Linked DNA regions of Homo sapiens: region 2 is linked to region 1. A link is an interaction called in ENCODE POLR2A ChIA-PET data of the cell type or tissue named here. Cell type or tissue: endothelial cell of umbilical vein. All regions are shown on one strand. Links, peaks and the distances in the headings refer to the core of each region. The heading gives the core; the rest is flanking DNA.

The links. ChIA-PET counts read pairs that join two places held together with the same protein. Peaks named below come from ENCODE experiments on the same cell type or tissue, not always from the same donor. Only the 100,000 strongest peaks of a DNase experiment are listed, where the experiment ranks them.
Region 2: POLR2A ChIA-PET joins it to region 1 with 5 read pairs; 5 of 35 experiments call an interaction of 5 or more read pairs at or near these places.

The regions. Positions count from the first base shown.
Region 1 is chr18:74,629,797-74,634,188 of GRCh38, forward strand. It overlaps ZNF407 (zinc finger protein 407), which reads left to right. Exons shown (of 9, transcript NM_017757.3): 2 at 1,171-4,392. The coding sequence starts at 1,224. Among named protein-coding and RNA genes, the nearest start is that of ZNF407, 34 kb to the left of the region's middle. RefSeq lists an enhancer at 3,606-4,392. In endothelial cell of umbilical vein, for the core only: no CTCF peak of the experiment used is centred there; a DNase peak (open chromatin) is centred at 2,045; H3K27ac peaks cover 616 bases.
Region 2 is chr18:75,222,994-75,227,385 of GRCh38, forward strand. All of the region lies in intron 1 of TSHZ1 (teashirt zinc finger homeobox 1), which reads left to right. Among named protein-coding and RNA genes, the nearest start is that of TSHZ1, 14 kb to the left of the region's middle. In endothelial cell of umbilical vein, for the core only: no CTCF peak of the experiment used is centred there; no DNase peak of the experiment used is centred there.

The DNA.
Region 1 (4,392 bases), core at 321-4,320:
CATGGTGTAAAGTAAATGGAAAATGATATGTTTTAATTGAATTAAATAGCATAATGAAAAATAAAATCAATATTATTGATTTCAAGGCATTTTATTCAATAAAATTCTTTTTTTTCTCAAAATTTACTCCATTAATTCTACTCTACCACTGACATTTCCCTTTGCCATTAACCTTCAGACAATATAAAATGACAATTAGATGAGGAAATTAATGATTGACAGCTGGACTAGAAGTGGCTTTTCATTGGTAAAAGAGCTTGAGCACGAATGGTGATATGTAATGAGATTATACGTGTTGTTCATTGGAATATATTTAGAAAAATCATGGTAAAGCTCTTTGCTTTAGGAGAAAAGGATGAAACAGTGGTGTCTTTTTTTTTTTTTTTTTTTTTGAGACGGAGTCTCGCTCTGTCGCCCAGGCTGGGGTGCAGTGGTGCAATCTCGGCTCACTGCAAGCTCCGCCTCCCGGGTTCACGCCATTCTCCTGCCTCAGCCTACCGAGTAGCTGGGACTACAGGCGCCTGCCACCATACCTGGCTAATTTTTTTGTATTTTTAGTAGCGACAGGGTTTCACTGTGTTAGCCAGGATGGTCTCGATCTCCTGACCTCGTGATCCGCCTGCCTCGGCCTCCCAAAATCCTGGCACTACAGGTGTGAGCCACCACGCCTGGCCGAAACAGTTGTTTTAAAATTATGTTTCTTTTACATAGGACTTGGGCTTCTGTTAGAGGTTAAGGAGGGGAAGGCCTCACTTCTAGACTTGCATCACAGCAGTTTTGTTTTAATATATTTTACAGAGTAGGAGCTCATTGAAATGTTTTTTGAAAGGAGAGCTTCTCTTTTTGTTTTTTTTTTAAAAGGGTAGTAAATTGAAGTATGCTGGTACAGAGAATTGAAATATGGGAGTTTTTCTGCAAGCTTGTTGAGAAATCACTTTTTCTACCAAAGATACCATAGTATTTCTTCTGGAGTCAACAATAGGGTGACATGGTGTTCCTAAAATCCTACTTCATACTTTTTGATAAAAGACTTTAGACATGTAATCAAATTCATCTCAGTATAAAGGGTGTTTCATTGGGGCTAACTTCATGATACTTTTTCATCTAGTTTTAGACTAATACGTGTGTCTTTATATTCAAGATTTAATACCATGTTTGTTTACTTCACAGGTTATGAGTGCCAGTGAGCCGCCTTAGATAGAAGCATCGTCAGCACTTTATTAATGATGGATAGTGAGAATAAACCCGAAAATGATGAGGATGAAAAGATAAACAAAGAAGCACAAGACTTGACAAAGCTTTCATCCCATAATGAAGACGGTGGGCCTGTATCTGATGTGATAGCAAGTTTCCCTGAGAATTCTATGGGCAAAAGAGGTTTTTCAGAATCATCGAACTCTGATAGTGTTGTTATAGGAGAAGACAGAAATAAACATGCTTCCAAACGCAGGAAATTAGATGAGGCAGAGCCCCTTAAATCTGGAAAGCAAGGTATTTGTAGATTAGAAACTTCTGAGAGCTCAGTCACAGAAGGGGGTATTGCATTAGATGAAACAGGGAAGGAGACCTTTCTGAGTGACTGCACAGTTGGAGGCACATGTCTCCCAAATGCCCTCTCCCCTTCTTGCAATTTTAGCACTATTGATGTTGTTTCTCTGAAAACAGACACTGAAAAAACATCTGCTCAGGAAATGGTTTCCCTTGATCTGGAAAGAGAATCTCCTTTCCCCCCGAAAGAAATTAGTGTTAGTTGTACCATTGGGAATGTAGATACAGTTCTCAAATGCAGCATCTGTGGGCATTTGTTTTCTTCTTGCTCTGACTTGGAAAAACATGCTGAGTCTCACATGCAGCAGCCTAAGGAACATACCTGTTGTCACTGCAGCCACAAAGCAGAGAGCAGCTCAGCACTACATATGCATATCAAACAAGCACATGGGCCACAGAAGGTCTTTTCCTGTGATCTTTGTGGTTTTCAGTGTTCAGAAGAAAACTTGTTGAATGCACATTATCTTGGCAAAACACATCTCCGTCGTCAGAATCTGGCTGCTCGTGGAGGATTTGTACAGATCTTAACAAAACAACCTTTTCCTAAAAAATCACGTACAATGGCAACAAAAAATGTTCACTCAAAACCAAGAACTTCTAAATCAATAGCAAAGAATAGTGATTCAAAAGGATTACGAAATGTGGGAAGCACGTTTAAAGATTTCAGAGGAAGTATTTCTAAACAAAGTGGTAGTAGCAGTGAGCTTCTTGTTGAAATGATGCCTTCCAGAAATACTTTGTCACAGGAAGTAGAGATTGTTGAAGAACATGTTACTTCCCTTGGTCTAGCTCAGAATCCTGAAAACCAGAGTAGAAAGCTAGACACCTTAGTAACCTCAGAGGGTCTCTTAGAGAAATTGGAATCTACAAAAAATACCCTTCAGGCAGCACACGGTAACAGTGTAACCTCGAGGCCAAGACCTGAGCGAAATATTCTCGTGTTGGGTAATAGCTTTCGTCGACGAAGCAGCACTTTCACCTTGAAGGGCCAGGCAAAGAAAAGGTTTAATCTTTTAGGAATTAAAAGAGGTACAAGTGAAACTCAGAGGATGTATATGAAACACTTGAGAACACAGATGAAAACACACGATGCAGAATCAGTGCTGAAACACCTGGAAGCGTGCAGCAGTGTGCAGAGAGTGTGTGTGACTACCTCAGAAACCCAGGAGGCAGAGCAGGGCCAGGGGAGTGCCCGTCCTCCGGACTCCGGGCTGCATTCCCTGACAGTGAAGCCAGCTTCTGGCTCTCAGACGTTGTGTGCTTGTACAGACTGTGGGCAAGTAGCTACAAATAGGACAGATTTGGAAATCCATGTGAAAAGGTGCCATGCCAGAGAGATGAAATTTTACTGCCGTACTTGTGACTTCTCTAGTATGTCAAGAAGGGACTTAGATGAACATTTGCACAGTAACCAGCATCAGCAAACTGCTTCTGTCCTGAGTTGTCAGTGTTGTTCATTTATATCCTTGGATGAAATAAATCTTAGAGACCACATGAAGGAAAAGCACAATATGCATTTTCTTTGCACCCCTTGTAATCTGTTCTTTTTGTCTGAAAAAGATGTGGAAGAACACAAAGCCACCGAGAAGCATATTAATTCATTGGTTCAACCAAAGACTTTGCAATCATCTAACAGTGATTTGGTTTTACAGACTTTACCTTTGAGTACTTTAGAATCAGAAAACGCAAAAGAGTCTATGGATGACTCAGGAAAAGCATCTCAGGAAGAACCTCTGAAGTCCAGGGTAAGCCATGGTAATGAAGTGAGGCATTCCAGTAAGCCTCAGTTTCAGTGTAAGAAGTGTTTTTATAAAACAAGATCTTCTACTGTTCTCACGAGACATATAAAGCTTCGGCATGGTCAAGACTATCATTTTCTTTGTAAAGCTTGTAATCTTTATTCATTGAGCAAAGAAGGAATGGAGAAACACATTAAAAGAAGCAAGCATCTTGAAAATGCTAAGAAAAATAATATTGGCTTAAGCTTTGAAGAATGTATTGAAAGGGTATGTATAGGTGCAAATGATAAAAAAGAAGAGTTTGATGTTTCCGGAAATGGAAGGATTGAAGGCCATATAGGTGTGCAATTACAAGAGCATTCCTATCTTGAGAAGGGCATGCTGGCGTCTGAGGAACTGTCACAGTCTGGTGGTAGCACCAAAGATGATGAATTAGCTTCAACCACTACTCCAAAGAGAGGGAGACCTAAAGGTAACATCTCACGGACGTGTTCACACTGTGGCCTTTTGGCCTCTAGTATTACAAACTTGACTGTTCACATTAGACGAAAACACAGTCACCAGTATAGTTATTTATGCAAAGTGTGTAAGTATTACACTGTAACTAAGGGAGATATGGAACGTCATTGTGCCACCAAGAAACATAAAGGACGGGTAGAAATAGAAGCAAGTGGAAAACACAGTTCAGATATCATTGTTGGCCCTGAAGGGGGTAGCCTTGAAGCTGGTAAAAAGAATGCTGGCTCAGCAGTGACCATGTCAGATGAACATGCTAACAAACCAGCTGAGTCACCCACCTCCGTTTTAGAGAAGCCAGATCGTGGAAACTCAATTGAAGCTGAAGTTGAAAATGTATTTCATTCTCTAGATGGAGAAGTTAACAGCCATCTTCTTGATAAAAAGGAGCAAATATCTTCAGAGCCAGAGGACTTCGCCCAGCCGGGGGATGTGTACTCCCAGAGAGATGTTACAGGCACAGGTGAGAATAAGTGTTTGCACTGTGAGTTTAGTGCTCACTCCTCTGCTTCTCTAGAGCTGCATGTAAAACGGAAACATACAAAAGAGTTTGAGTTTTATTGCATGGCATGCGATTACTACGCGGTGA
Region 2 (4,392 bases), core at 327-4,326, 590 kb after region 1:
TCATTTGTTCTGTAGAGCACCTGCTCGGAGTATTCTGTGGTACACCTCCCTGCCTCCCAGCACTGCGGTACTTGATATCTCATGATGGGTGTGAGGGTGATGATGAAGATAATAATACATTTATTCCTCCGTTCTTCCTCTTGGGAATTCACGGCACTCAGTTATCTCAACGAGAGTGGAGGCGGTACAAGGGATTTAGGGATACATGGAAATTATATATATATAAATTCGTTTGTCTGTTTCTATAGCAATTGCTTCTTAAAAATAATTTAGTAGTTTAATACAAAAGCAGTGGATGGGTTTTTATGTGCTCGTATAGGGAAGATTTTTTTAGTTTCACACATGTTCAGTTTTAATGGGTAATAATTACATCTTTGTATTTTGATGTCAGGCTGGTTATGAGGCCTAATTCTGCAGGCAGCCTCCTCATTGATTTGCACCTAACTGCTGATTTTAGAGAGAGGGAGTTGCAGGCCAGGATCCCCTTCTGTTTTTCAGACAAGTTAACACATAAGTGGCTCCTTCAGTTCCATTTCAACAGACAGTTGCTTTCCTGGCCTGTCTTCTCCAGGCCCTGGAATCGAATATACATATGGTTTTGTGGTTGGGGCTTTTTTGAAAGACAGATTCCTTAAAAAAAAAAAAATTGTCCCCCACTCCCTACCCCGCCTCTCTTGCTAGGCATCCTTTTCCCACCTCCTCACTCGAGTTTGTAGTTTGCAGGCCTGATTCTCTGCAGCCCTGGCCCTGCATGTGCTGGGAAAGCAGTAAAAATGAGCACTAATCAATCTTCCAGAGAGAAGCAATGGGCATTAGAAGGCCGCTATCCTGTGACTAAACACACCCCCTTTATGGAGTGTTGGTACTAATAAAGGCCAGCTTATTACTGAGGCAGAGACCAAAGCCTGGATGAGGTCAACCATGACTGACAGTCATCAGTCATTCTTAATGATACTTTTTCCCGTGCTTTCTAAGGGATTCTGAGCAGAGTGCAAATCATTCGGGGTCATTCATAGTTCATGTACCCACAGATGGCAAAGGTTTTGAAAGACTTCAGTTTAAACTTGTAAAAAAAAAAAAAAAAAAAGATCCTCACTTTTTTTTTTTTTAAAGGAAGGGAAAATACCCCAAAACAAAACATAGATTTTTCTTATTGGAACGCTTTCATGTTCTTTCAACCTAATAGATGTTTTACACACTACGGTGCTTGTGCATTATTAAAAGAGACATAAATTTATGTTTTATGACGTCTGTCTTCTTTAATTATTACCTTTGATGTCTATTGGTGACTAAAGAGAGCTTAACAGGATTTCTTTCTCTTCTTAAATTTCGCATCGTGAAACCCAGCTAGTCCCTGACAGATGTCTGTTCCTCACCTTCAGGATTATTTTATAAATCCCTTTCTGATGAGCGGAAGTGTCAAATCAAGGACAGGTCATAAAGTAAAAGTATAAACCTTTTAAAGAGAGACCTTGGTAATATATAAACATTCTGCACACTATCTGAATTTTTTATGGACTAAAGAAAAATTATATTTCAGCTGGAGGAAGGGAGAAGTTTAAACATCAGCCCAGATTTTAATGTATGATCCCCCCCTCCCCGCAATACTCTTATTTATAGCCATCTAAGAAACCACTGGCTTTATCGGCTATTTTAAACATTTGGACTCGATTTGGAGCCTGCCTGTTAATTGTCCATGTTTAAATTCAGAAGGTTGACTTTGAATCAATGCTTGCACACAGTATAGGATACAGGGTGGTGGGGAGGGGTGCGGCGGGCATTGGATGTAGGGTAGAGGCCTGGGTCTTTGTTCTTTCATTAATCTCTTTTTCCCTGTTCTTTCTCAAGCCTCAGTTTCCTTCTCTGTAAACAAAGGGCTTATATTATTAGAGAATTCCTAACGCGTGCTATTCTACAACCATGTGATCCATTGCACCCATCTTTAGCACCCCTGAGTTGGAGGAAGTCGCCGTCATGAAGCAACAGCTGTCCTTTTTTTTTTTCTTTCTTAGAAAAGCTGGTTGTACTTAGAGAATTTGCTTTTGGTAAAATTTGAGTTTATTTCTACTTATGAAATTGGAAATAAGCTGAAATCAACAACTTCTGGGCCCTCCTGCCATTTTCATGTCAAGGCACATGGAGACATGTCAGTGCACGTGGGACGTGGAAGCTGCACAAGGGGTGTTCTTGGGTGTGGACGTGCATGGTGGGCGCACAGGCCTCTAGGAAATGCTTCCTCGGTTCTGGGCACCTTCAATCATGGATGATGGGGCTGGAAACTTGCCTATAGCTTTTTAAAGAAAAATTAAATATTTTGAATTGAATTCAGCAATTTCTTGAACACCTACTGTTTGTGAGTGAGGCCTGGCGGTAGGTGAGCATGGCGTGGAGCTCGCGGGAGAGTTGGAGATGTGATCGCTTCTGTCCGTGTGTCAGCGTGATGGCCTGTCCACGCCGCTTTCTTCTGACTGTGAGCTGGCCCATCTCTGTACGCTTGCCCCACAACCTCAGCATGCCCTTTGGAACATCAGAAGTCCCCCACAGCCTCAGCAGGTCTTCTGAGAACTAGGAATTAGAGCCCCACTGTCGTGGAAATCAACTCGTCATCAAGTAGGGCCGACAATGAGACAGCTGACCATCCTCCACATTCCGAGCCTGAAGGGGAAAGGTTTTCCCAAGGAGAGGTGCTGGTGGGCTCGCACGCCATCCTGAGCACAGCAGACAGCAGTTAATGCAAGACTATATCTCGGTGGCGGGTTTTACTTAATGTTCTTTATTATGAAGAATAGCGATACCTCAAAGCCATACATTTTTTGAGAGTAGCTTCTCCATGTTGATTTTTCTTTGGATGGGTTGCTTAGAACGGAGCCAAAAGAGAGCCACTTGGTGGAGAGGCAGGTTTGCACTTTGCCCTGTTTTTGTGTATGTGGATGTCAAATGTCAATTTGTTTGGTAAAATGTGAAGCTGAATTTATAAATCTGTGCTAAGCAATTAGTTTGGAAATTAGTGCTATCTCTAGGAAAATCCCCTTAGCAGGCATCAGATTCAAACGATGCAACTCAGTAGGTGTGGGGGCAAAACTGCAACATATTTTCAAGGCAAAATCTTACAAATATAAACATTATATCAAATATAAACATATGTTTGCAGTGTACAAATGTCTTGCATATTCAAAGCAAATAAGTCCTGATGGGGGAGGAAAAAGTATTTGGATGTAGCCGTTATGTTTAATTTTCCTCACACAGTCAGTAGATAGTCTGTGTCTGCAAAGGATTGGTCCTTTCTTGCTCCCCACTCACCCAACTCTGTGGTTCTAGAACCTTCTATTAATTCCCATTGGTGAGCCCATGAAATCTTTGATTCCTTCTTGATTGCTCTCTGAAGACGCCTATCAGGCACTGTCTTATCTGTTTGTAAAGCAGCTCAGGCCCCAGATTTAAGTCATGGGTCTGGCTACAAGTTAGAGTGTGATTAATAATTGACTAATGTAGCTTTTATTTATCACAGGCTAGCACATTTCGCCATTACTGAGTTAATTTATGTTAAGTGTAAGCTGTCGTTCAATCTGTTTTTCAACTTTTTTTTTTTTTTTTTAAATCCTAAGTCTATCTTTCACTTTTGGAGAAACAAAATCCTCATACAGGGCACAGACACACTCGATGCCAAAAAGTTGATTTCCTTTTCCCTGGAGCCATGCATCACCAGCCCTCCCAGCCGCAGTGTCAGCCCCTGACAGAATGACATGTGTCATTTATCAAAGGGGCCAGGCCGGGCCTTGGGAAACGCCGCCGACAAAGCCTGAGAGAGTTCATTTTGCAGTCCCTCCTACCCTCTGTGAGCCCCTTGCCAGGAAAGCCTGTGATGTTTCTGTCTTCAGAGCATTACTGTAAGTCCTTCAACCTTCACAGAATTAACCCTCCCCACCTCAGCCCGCTGCAACAGCTCCGAGGTCCTGCCTGGGAAGGTTCTGAGACCCAAAGGAGTGATTGTTCCAAGCCCAGGAACACACAAGCCCCCGGCTCTGTAGGGACACCCCATGGAGTCCCGGCTTTCCGTGCAGAAAGCATGACCCAGGTGCCCCTGCATCTCCCCACTTTCTAGCAGGCTTTAAGGATTCAAGCCCTGAGTAATACTCAGTGAGACAAGGTCAGAGGCATAAAGAACCAGCAGCAAAGCATTTCCCTGGTATCCAAATTCATAGGTCCCCCACTCCTGCGGCAGAAGTTTGGTCTTCTATTTTTTTTTTTTTTAGAGTCTGCCTAATAAGTGTTTTACTCCAGGCTATTTTTGAAACCACCTACTAAACCCGATAGATGTTTCTTCTTTTTCTCTGTTGCCTAGAATTTGTAACCCCATTCCCGCCTGCATAAAGACAGTGATGAGGTTCGAGT